Regions from separate parts of the Homo sapiens genome. Here region 2 is linked to region 1. Evidence: chromatin loops called from intact Hi-C (ENCODE). Cell type or tissue: pancreas. All regions are shown on one strand.

The links. Hi-C counts contacts between places; a loop is a spot of excess contacts. Peaks named below come from ENCODE experiments on the same cell type or tissue, not always from the same donor. Only the 100,000 strongest peaks of a DNase experiment are listed, where the experiment ranks them.
Region 2: it touches region 1 in a loop (2.2-fold over the local background); 56 of 110 quality-filtered maps call a loop at or near these places.

The regions. Positions count from the first base shown.
Region 1 is chr1:205,246,769-205,251,768 of GRCh38, forward strand. The region is part of intron 2 of TMCC2 (transmembrane and coiled-coil domain family 2); the gene reads left to right. Among named protein-coding and RNA genes, the nearest start is that of TMCC2-AS1, 12 kb to the left of the region's middle. RefSeq lists a silencer at 4,993-5,000. In pancreas, no CTCF peak of the experiment used is centred here; DNase peaks (open chromatin) are centred at 2,693 and 3,083; H3K27ac peaks cover 627 bases.
Region 2 is chr1:205,112,759-205,117,758 of GRCh38, forward strand. It overlaps RBBP5 (RB binding protein 5, histone lysine methyltransferase complex subunit), which reads right to left. Exons shown (of 14, transcript NM_005057.4): 2 at 3,100-3,125; 3 at 2,031-2,203. Among named protein-coding and RNA genes, the nearest start is that of RBBP5, 6.7 kb to the right of the region's middle. In pancreas, no CTCF peak of the experiment used is centred here; no DNase peak of the experiment used is centred here.

The DNA of each region.
Region 1 (5,000 bases):
ATGAGGAGGGAAAACGTGAACCTTGCTGTCTTTGGTTGCCTAGGGCTCCCATGAAGACCTCCTGAGCAGGGGGAAGACGTTGGGGTGGGCAGTGGGCACTGTCGGAAGCTGGTGAAGGACTGTGGATGTTTGCAGGGGCCTGGGGGAAGTGGGGCAGGCTCATTAGCTGGGGAGCTTCTCTGTGGGGCTCTGCCATGTGGCTCACTGTGCCCAAGATATCCAGATGGGAGGGAGGAACTCTTTTTTTGCTGCTTATGGAAGACGAGACCCAGACACTTTGGGTGACCTGATGAGGGGACGGTTCCCTGGGTTCAGGGTGATCATGGGGGAAATGGTTGTTCTTGTGACTATTTTATATCCTTCTTTAGAACCCTCAGCTTTGTTAGGTGTATGGCCTGGTTGATCTTTATAACATACCTGTGAAGTTGGCAGAGCAGGTGTTATCTCCATTTTACAGATGAGTAGACTAAGGCCTAGAGGAAAAGAGACTGCTTGCCTATGGCACCCAGCTAGGTCTTGGCAGGGAGACAAGGGATCCTAGTCTGTACCCAAGACTCATCTGAGAGGTGACGTCACTGAACCCGGCTGGGGACCATTTTATGCAAAGTCTATGGAGAGCAGGTTTGCCTCAGCCCGAGTGGGATGATTTTATCTCTTGGTTGCCATTTCCCCTTCAGTTGCATAGATTTCCTGACCTGGAGCTGTCCTTCCAGGAATGGGCGTGGCCCTGGGGGTCCTGAGGAGAGAAAGGTTGCTTCCCTGTCACAGAGGAAAAAGGTCTTCCAGCCATCGGTAAACCCTGCTCTGTCAGCTGACTCCCCCAGACCCAGAGGCCCTGGGCTGGTGTGAGAAGCAGTAGTGGTTCTGCCCTGATCTCTGGGCATGAATAGGAGGTATTCTTCTCTCCCTAGTAAACACAGCCCCACATGCTCTCTGCAAGATCCCTGGCGGTTACTAGCATCTATTTTTAATTCATAAGCCTCCCCCACTCCCCCACACCCCCTGCCATTGTTTAGAACTCACCAGCTGGCTTTCGGACCAGAGCAGCCCTGGCAGGGTTGAGTCCAGCCCTGGCGGGGTTGAGTTACCGAAACACCCTGGAGGCAGCTAAATTTCCTCAGCTGTCCTGGAGAGGCTCACCCCAGCCCCACCCCAAGAAAGTAGGAGACCTCAAGCCCCAAAGGGAGCAGGGTGTGACGGGGGACAGATAGGGGCTCACGGTCCAGGGAAGCAGCTCAGCCTTGGTGATGGTAATTTGGCTGTTGGTTATTCCTGCTAGATCCACTTAGTTGTCTTTGAGGTTGTGCCTTCAATTACTTCCCTGTTTAAAAACAAAAACAAAAACAAAACATTCTTGGCTGGGCAAGGTGGCTCCTGCCTGTAATCCTAGCACTTTGGGAGGCTGATTTGCGTGGATCAGTTGAGCCTAGGAGTTTGAGACCAGCCTGGGCAACATGGTGAGACCCTGTCTCTACAAAAAGAATTTAAAAATTAGCCGGGTGTGGTAGCGTGCACCTGTAGTCCTAGCTGCTTGGGAGGCTGAGGTGGGAGGATCACTTGAGCCCACGAGGTTGAAGCTGCAGTCAGGCGTGATTGCACCACTGCACTCCAGCCTGGGTGACAGATTGAGACCCCATCTCCATTTTAAAAAAATCGTCATCTCAGCCTCGCCATTCTGCTTTCTAGTATGTATGCGACACAGAAAAGTAACTGCTCTCTATGTCTTAGATTTGTAAAGTGGGGAAAAAGTTGTCATCAATTGTGGGTGCACTTGGGCATTGGCAGGTGATTAGAGAATGCAGGTTTTCCATCCATGTGTTGCCTTAACCTCTGGGAGGCACAAGCCCCGGGGACTAGAAAGGGAACCACTGGTTATACGTCCAGTGGAGATGGCCTTGGGCCACCTGGCTCCTCAGAAAACAGATGAGGTCCCCACCCTCTTCTCCCTCTTCTTTTTTTTTTTTAACAGCAGTTCCTGGAAAACCTAGGGTCAGAGGGTTGTATTTCTCCTTCTCTCATCTCTCCCAGGCCTGGTTAGGCATCAATCCCTTCTCTCCTTGTTCAGAACCTCTCCCCAGCTGATCCCTGGGCTTGTGCATGGAGTGTCAGGAAGGGGACGCAGCACAGGAGTGCTGGATTTACAGCCAGCCAGCCCCTGACTGTGTCCTGCTCACCCCTTCCCCTCCTGCAGTGTGGCTGAGAAGCAGCACGGGGCAGAGCTGGGAGGGCTTCTGGACAGCTTCAGGAGACTCTGTGGAGGTGCTGGGGACAGGAGGACTCTTATGACAGGCCCCACTTTGAGAGCAGGCAGGAAGGAAGAGAGGGCCAAGATCTCCCCAGTCGTGCTGCAGGTGAAGTGAGGAGGGTGGAGAGATGACAACGTCCTGACTGGATGCTTCCCTGTGGCCTCATGGTGTTATCTCCAGGCTCCAGACAGGGAAACCAGTGGAGTTCAGCCCATCACCTAAGCGAGAGCAGACTCTGAATGCCCTGTGCTCTCCGTCCACTCCCACACCAGATTTATCCAACAAGATTTCTTCTCTGCCCCAGCATAAATAAGCACCCCTGTTTACTCTGAAGGATGGTGAGTGAGGGGCCCCCCCAACCCCTGGCTCTTGCCAAGAAGACAGATCTTGGCAGCTGCCCAGGGGCCTTGGTTTGTTTATGTCTGGGAGTCTGCTGGTTCAGAGGTGGGTGGGGCGGGCTCTGCTGAGAGAGGTTTCCAAACATGACCGCTCAGCCAGCCGGCCGTGGGGGCCCCTGGTATAACTGAACTTGTAGGCCAGGTTGCATGGGAGGCTGAAGGGGCCCAGACGGGCCACTCTGCCTGTTCACACGAATGCATCCACCTTCTGAGCACACCACCACGCAGGTACATGCGCCAGCCTCTGCCGGCCTGCCCTTCCTCACACCCAGGAGTGGTGGAGGGCAACTGCCTCCTCTGTTCCCCTCCTCCATCCCATCTCATCTCTTCTGCCCTTCTTTCTTCCTCTCTGCATGGAAAGGTCCCTTGGGCAGAGGGAGAGCCAGAGGCAGCCAGACCAGCAGCCTCAGAGGAGCCTTTCAAGGCCGTGCCTGTGCTGCCAGTGGCTCGCCAGGCCAGGGCAGGGCAGCTGTGTGATTTGCCATGAATTGCTGCTCCCTGTCTCAGTGACTCAAAGCCCCTATTACCCAGAGGCCTTGGGGTCCCAGCACAGCTGTATATCCTCTTGTGCCTGGAGATCCGAGAAGTTTCTTCCTTTAGTCTGATTTGAATTCCTCATGTTCAGGTGAAGCCCTTGCCTTGTAGGGGTCCTGTCTGATTAGGAGAGGGGCCCATAGTGAGGACTCTGTTTCTGACCTAAAGCTCTGACACCAGAGATCATAAGCTGCAGCGTCCTCTTGACTTTTCAGACAGAATCAGCCACCAGGTAACTGGCCTCCAGAATTAGCCTTTATGCATCTTTTCCCCACTAACACCCACTGACTTTCTTTCTAGATTGAAAATATCGGCCGGGCACGGTGGCTCGTGCCTGTAATCCCAGCACTTTGGGAGGCCGAGGTGGGTGTATCACCTGAGGTCAGGCGTCCGAGACCACCCTGGCCAACATGAGGAAACCCCGTCTCTACTAAAAATACAAAAACTAGCCGGGCGTGGTGGTGGGCGTCTGTAATCCCAGCTACTCGGGAGGCTGAGACAGGAGAATCGCTTGAACCTAGGAGGTGAAGATTGCAGTGAGCTGAGATCGCGCCATTACACTCCAGACTGGGCAACAAAAGGGAAACTCCGTCTCAGAAAAAGAAAAAAAAGAAAATATCCAGTATTCTCCAGATTAGCTCTGGCATCTGGGAGTACAGAAATCACCAGGATAGAGGGGGCAAAATTAGATAACTTCCAAGTTACCTAGCCAAGATGTAAGGTCATGCCTTGTTGACGCCTTTGTCCCTAAGCTCAGGCAAAACTTGGTGGGAGACAAGCTGTCTGTCTGCAGACACAGGTGGGAGAGGCCAGCCAGGTATCTGCCTGGGCTTTCCAAGCTTGCCCAAGGGGAAGGTGCACTCAGGTTTCAGGTGTCAGACCCCTATGCCAGAGCTGGTAGCAGTCAGCAAGAGGAGCTGTCTGTCATCGGGTTCCAGACGGCAAGGAGCCGGCACTGATGATGTGGGCTGGGTCATGGGAGTTGGCTCAGGTCTCCCCGGCTACCCAGCACGTTCTTCCCTGGATCTGCCACATCCCTGAGATGAGAAACGTGACCCCAGTCCCCTCTGGGGTGCCAGATGAGGCAATGGATATACAGCATCATTAACCTGATCCCTGCTTCTGCCTCTTCTTTTCATAGGCATATTTTGGGCTTTCTCTGTATATCCCACAGAGCAGAGGGCGCTGAAATAGAAGTAAAACTGAATGACTGAATGTACACACCCTATTGCATTCCTTCTAGGCTCCTAGGGAATCAGAAGCTCCCCTGAGCTGCAGTAGGGAGTTGGGGGAAGTGAGTGTCATTTCTGGGGACAGCCTTTTCCTACCTCCCTTCTCTGTCCAGGGACAGGCTCTTGGACCCCTAGCCCATTTCCCAAATCTTCCAGAGGCCAACCTAGAGGCCTCCTGCCCGCTGCTGCTTTTGTCCTCTTTGATCCCCCTCCAGGTCTGATTCTGGGAGTTCTCACTCTTCCTTTCCATTTCCTCTTCCTTACAGTTCTCCAGATACCCCACCACTGGGACCCTAGAGCTGAGCTAGTGTCCATAGCTAGTGAATAATTCATCAGGCTCAGCAAGAGCTAAATTAGACCCAAGGTGATACTGTGACCAGGAGGCCTCCTTTGGGCATCTGGAAAGGCGAATCCTGCCCTGGAAAGACAAGTGCTCTGTAACATTAACTTCATTGTATAAGGTTTCTTCATTGCCTGAGAAGGTAGCTTCAGATCCAAATATAATCTGGGCCCTGTGCCTGTCCACTGACTTCTCAGGGGCTCAATGGCTTATGGGCATGCCCCCCAAGAGGTGCCACTCATGTCCTTTT
Region 2 (5,000 bases), 130 kb before region 1:
GAGACAGTATTAGGAGGGAAAAGCAAAATACAGAATATAGCACAATTACAAACTATGCTTTAAAAAATCATATCTAGAAACTGGGCAGACATGGTGGCTCACACCTGTAATCCCAGCACTTTGGGAGGCTGAGGCAGGAGGATCGATTGAAGCCAGGAGTTCAAGACAAGCCTGAGCAACACAGCAAGACCCTGTCTCTATAAAAAATTTTTTAAAATTAGCCAGGCATGGTGGCGCACATCTGTAGACCTAGCTACGCGGGAGGATCACTTGAGCCTGGGATTTCAAGGTTGCAGTGAACTGTGATCGTGCCTGTGACTAGCCACTGCACTCCAGCCTGGGCCACAGAGCAAGACCCTGTCTCAGCAACAACAACAAAAATCTATACGTACAAAGTAGTAGTATCTGGTTAGGAGGACTACAGAAAATACTAGTTATCTCTATTTTGTTTTATTTTCCATGATTTTCTAGAATAAGTATATATTAGTATATAATAAAAACACACATATTTTTAATAGGTAAGAGTTCTTTTTTTTTTTAAGAGACAAGGTTTATTGTCACCCAGGCACTGGAGTGCAGTGGCACAATCATGGCTCATTACAGCCTAGAACTCCTGTGTTCAAGTGATTCTCCCACTTCAGCTTCCTAAGTAGCCAGGACTACAGATGTGCACCATACACCCAGCTAATTTTTTTACTTTTTGTAGAGATGAGGTCTCACTATGTTGGTCTCCTGGGCTCAAGGAATCCTCTCATCTCAGCCTCCCAAAGCGCTGGGATTATAGGCATGAGCCAACGCATCTCGCCAGGAGTTCTAAAATTATATTGTGATGATGGTTGCACAACTCTGAATATATAAAAACTTGTGAATTGTACACTCGAAATTTTATATTATGTGAAACACATACACACACACATAAAAATGTGTATTTTTTTTTTTTTTTTGAAACAGAGTCTCACTCTGTTGCCCAGGCTAGAGTGCAGTGGCACAATCTCAGCTCACTGCAACCTCTGCCTTCCAGGTTCAAGCGATTCTCCTGCCTCAGCCTCCCAAGTAGCTGGGATTACAGGCACCCGCCAACATGCCTGGCGAATTTTTGTATTTTTAGTAGAGACGGGGTTTCACCATGTTGGCCAGGCCAGTCTCAAACTCCTGACCTCAAGTGACCTACCCGCCTCAGCCTCCCAAAGTGCTGGGATTACAGGCGTGAACCACCGCGCCTGGCCCTATTTGAATCTTTATTGCAAGAATACAACAAAAAAGAAACAGAAAGGCGGTGGAAGGAACCTAAGAGATCATCCAGGCCAGTGCTTCCTGGATTATTGGATATGAAAGAAAAGTTTTGGCCCAGGCCACCAGTACTTTACTGGCCAAACTTTACTGTGATTCAGGCCTCCTCCCAATCCAGTGCTTTATAATACCATTTAGACAAAAGGAGATAGACTTAACCTTGATCTGATTAGGTCCTTTTGTTGGCCCCAAGTTCATTTAAAAAAAATGCTGCCCCAAAATAAAATTTTCTGAAGCAAATAGTTTCAGAGAGCAAGAGTGAAATCAATGGGAATTTATGTTACAGCAGATTTCAACTGTTTTTACGTTTTCTATAAAGCCTTAATAACTATATTTCATTGAAGGAATAGTCATACTTGTGACCACTAAAATTACTGGAATTCAGTAAACTGCACAAAACTGGACTCGATGACTTCCAAGCTTCTGTCCTAACCGAGACTTTTTATTCTAAATGAAAAGTCAATATCACAATTATACTACAATTACAATCTGAAAATATTTCATTTCAGTATTGAGATATTCTCAGCGCCTGATACAGATCCATAATACAATGAATTTCTCCCAAGAAAGGTGCTTCAAGGACAGCATGGACTCAGGATCTACATAAACCATGATAAACTGTATTACTAATGGCTGAATATTTAAAAATCTAAGTATTAAAATATCTACAATGAGATTTGCAAATATATAGTCATCATTCATTCTCCTCATATTTAAATATTAATTAAAAAATGTCTTACCATAAAGAACACACTGGATGGATGTGTGCACTAATTATTTTAGCAATGCCTCTTGTCAAGAAATCCCAGATGACAATTCGGCCATCATTACAGCCAACTGCAAGCAGTGTGCCCCACCTGTTAAAGGTGCAAGTCAAAGCCATGCTGATACAATCCAAAGTTCCATCAGCTTCCTAAAAATTGAAACAAATACAAGAATAGAGGCAACAATAGCCAGGTATCCAAATTATTTCCTAAAGGTTCTTTATCACTTGTGATACTTTTATTGAATATAAATTACACTGCATACCAAATAATCTCTCTGTGTCTTCTTATATCTATTAAAATAGCCAAAATGAAGGAACATTTATTAAAGCTAACCATGGATTCTGGAAACAGATGTGATCAATCCCTTACATCACTACTATAACTTTGTATAAACTTTCTGGAGGGCAAATGGGCAAAATATAACAGAAGTATTTAAAAAGTCATATCTATTGATGCAGTCATTGTAATTCTGGGAATTTATTCCAAGAATTTAAAACAAAAAGAATTTAAACAAAAAGAATTTAAAAGAATTTTTTAAATAATTAAAAAAGAAAAACCCTGGAATAGCCTACAATGCATAACATTAGAGAAGTCAAATTATTTCATATCAATACCAAGCTATTTAAAATAACCACAATGTCTATCCTCAAACATTCAAGTGTTATAAAATAGTTTTACAATTAAAAAAGTAAAGCACATCTATAGCATACATTTTGCTTTACTACATAAAAACATTGATCAAAACGAGAAAAGCACAAACCTATGATGGTGGTGTTTGTGAAAAATCCTTCAATGAAAGTTTTTCTTTTATTTAAAGGAAAATGAACTGTAAGATTACAACATCATGGTAAGATTTCTAGCCCACATTGCCTATTTCCTCCCTGATCAAAATTGTACACTAGCTCCTTATTATAGCATAAGATATATTATCACACTTAATGCTTCTCTGTCAAAACACAAGGATCAAAAAGTATTTTCTGTTCTAACATAAACACCCAGAAGTTACTATGTTCCTAAAATCACCACAATACTATACTCTTACCTCTGGATAGTTCTGCCCAAAGGACTCTGCAACAAAGCAAAGAAAGAGTTGATGGCACATGTACCACATAGCAAGGATCATACAACTCACGAACAGTGTATAGCAGTGGCTGACAAAACGAAAAGGGGGATATGATGCCCTTTCAGGCATTCCATGAGGCCATACGGATTTTCAAGATCCTGCTAAGATGACTTGTTTACTCTCATTATCTCGGAAATATACAGATGCGTTTTCCTGAGACTATATGACCTGGGATATTGAAACAGAGTGAGGGCAGAAGCAGATGTGAGAAGTCCCCCAACTTCTATTCAGGCAAACATTGAAGAGATTTGTAAAAATGTCACAACAGTGGCATTTTCCTCACTAAATACTTTGTTTTTGAAAACAAAATAACTACTCACATAAACATGTAATGGATTTATTATGGTTATTTCTATATAATATGCTTTAAAAATATTATCTCAGTTTTAACTTCTAAATTGGTAAACACTGGTAGGTAGATATCACCTACATAAACAAAAACTCTCTGGGGACCCTCTACTTCTTAAAAGTATAATAGGATCCTGATACTAAAAAGTTTGAGAACTGTTGACATATCCAAGTTAGCAACAGTCTTTCTCCATCACACCTTTTGGGCATTTCACAATTTATTTCCAAATTTACTAAGGTAAGAGCAAGGAGCCGGGCTCGGTGGCTCACGCCTGTAATCCCAGAACTTTGGGAGGCCAAGTTGCGGCAGATCACAAGGGAGTTCAAGACCGGCCTAGCCAAAATGGTGAAACCCCGTCTCTACTAAAAATACAAAAATTAGCCAGGTGTGGTGGTGTGCACCTGTAATCCCAGCTACTCAGGAGGCTGAAGCAGGAGAATCACTTGAACCTGGGAGACGGAGGTTGCAGTGAGCTGAGATCGTGCCACTGCACTCCAACCTGGGCGACAGAACAAGACTCCGTCTCAAAACAAAAAGAAAAAGAGCAAGGAAAGGCAAGAGTCAATTCATATCAGTCAAATTATCACAATTACTCTTTGAAACCTTGAAACCTTTAACAAAAGCAGCGATCACACCCCTTCCTGACTAATAACAGCATTTAGGTTGCAACAGCAAATAGCAGTTGATTAAACATGAAATTCTCTTTATTTCTTTGTTTTAGTTTTTTTGGGTTTTTTTTTGTTTTTCGACCGGCCTGGTTTTTTTTGTTTGTTTGTTTGTTTGAGACGGAGTCTCGGTCTGTCTCCCAGGCTGGAGGGCAGTGGTGCAATCTTGGCTCACTGCAACATCTGCTTCCCAAGTTCAAGCGCTTCTCCTGCCCCAGCCTCCTGAGCAGCAGCTGGGATTACAGGCATGTGGCACCATGCCCGGCTAATTTTGTATTTTTAGTAGAGACAGGGTTTTACCATGTTGGCCAGGCTGGTCTCAAACTTCTGACCTCAAGGGATCCACCTGCCTCAGCTTCCCAAAGTGCTGAGATTACAGGCATGAGCCACCACGCCCGGCCTAGTCCTTACAAATTTATGTGTAAAGAGCCCGTGTGGTGGCTCATGCCTGTAATCCCAGCACTTTGGGAAGCTGAGGCAGGTGGATCACCTGAGGTCGGGAGTTCAAAACCACTCTGACCAACATGGAGAAACCCTGTCTCTACTAAAAATACAAAATTAGCCAGGCGTGGTGGCGCATGCCTGTAATCCCAGCTACTCCAGAGGCTGAGGCAGAGGAATCTCTTGAACCTGGGAGGCAGAGGTTGCAGTGAGCCGAGGTCACACCATTGCACTCCAGCCTGGGCAACAAGAGGGAAACTCTGTCTCAAAAAAAGAATAATAAAAATAAAAATAAAAATAAACAAATGTATGTGTAAGTGTGTTTATATGAGCAAGGAAAAAGGTATAAAAGGATAACCCCACTG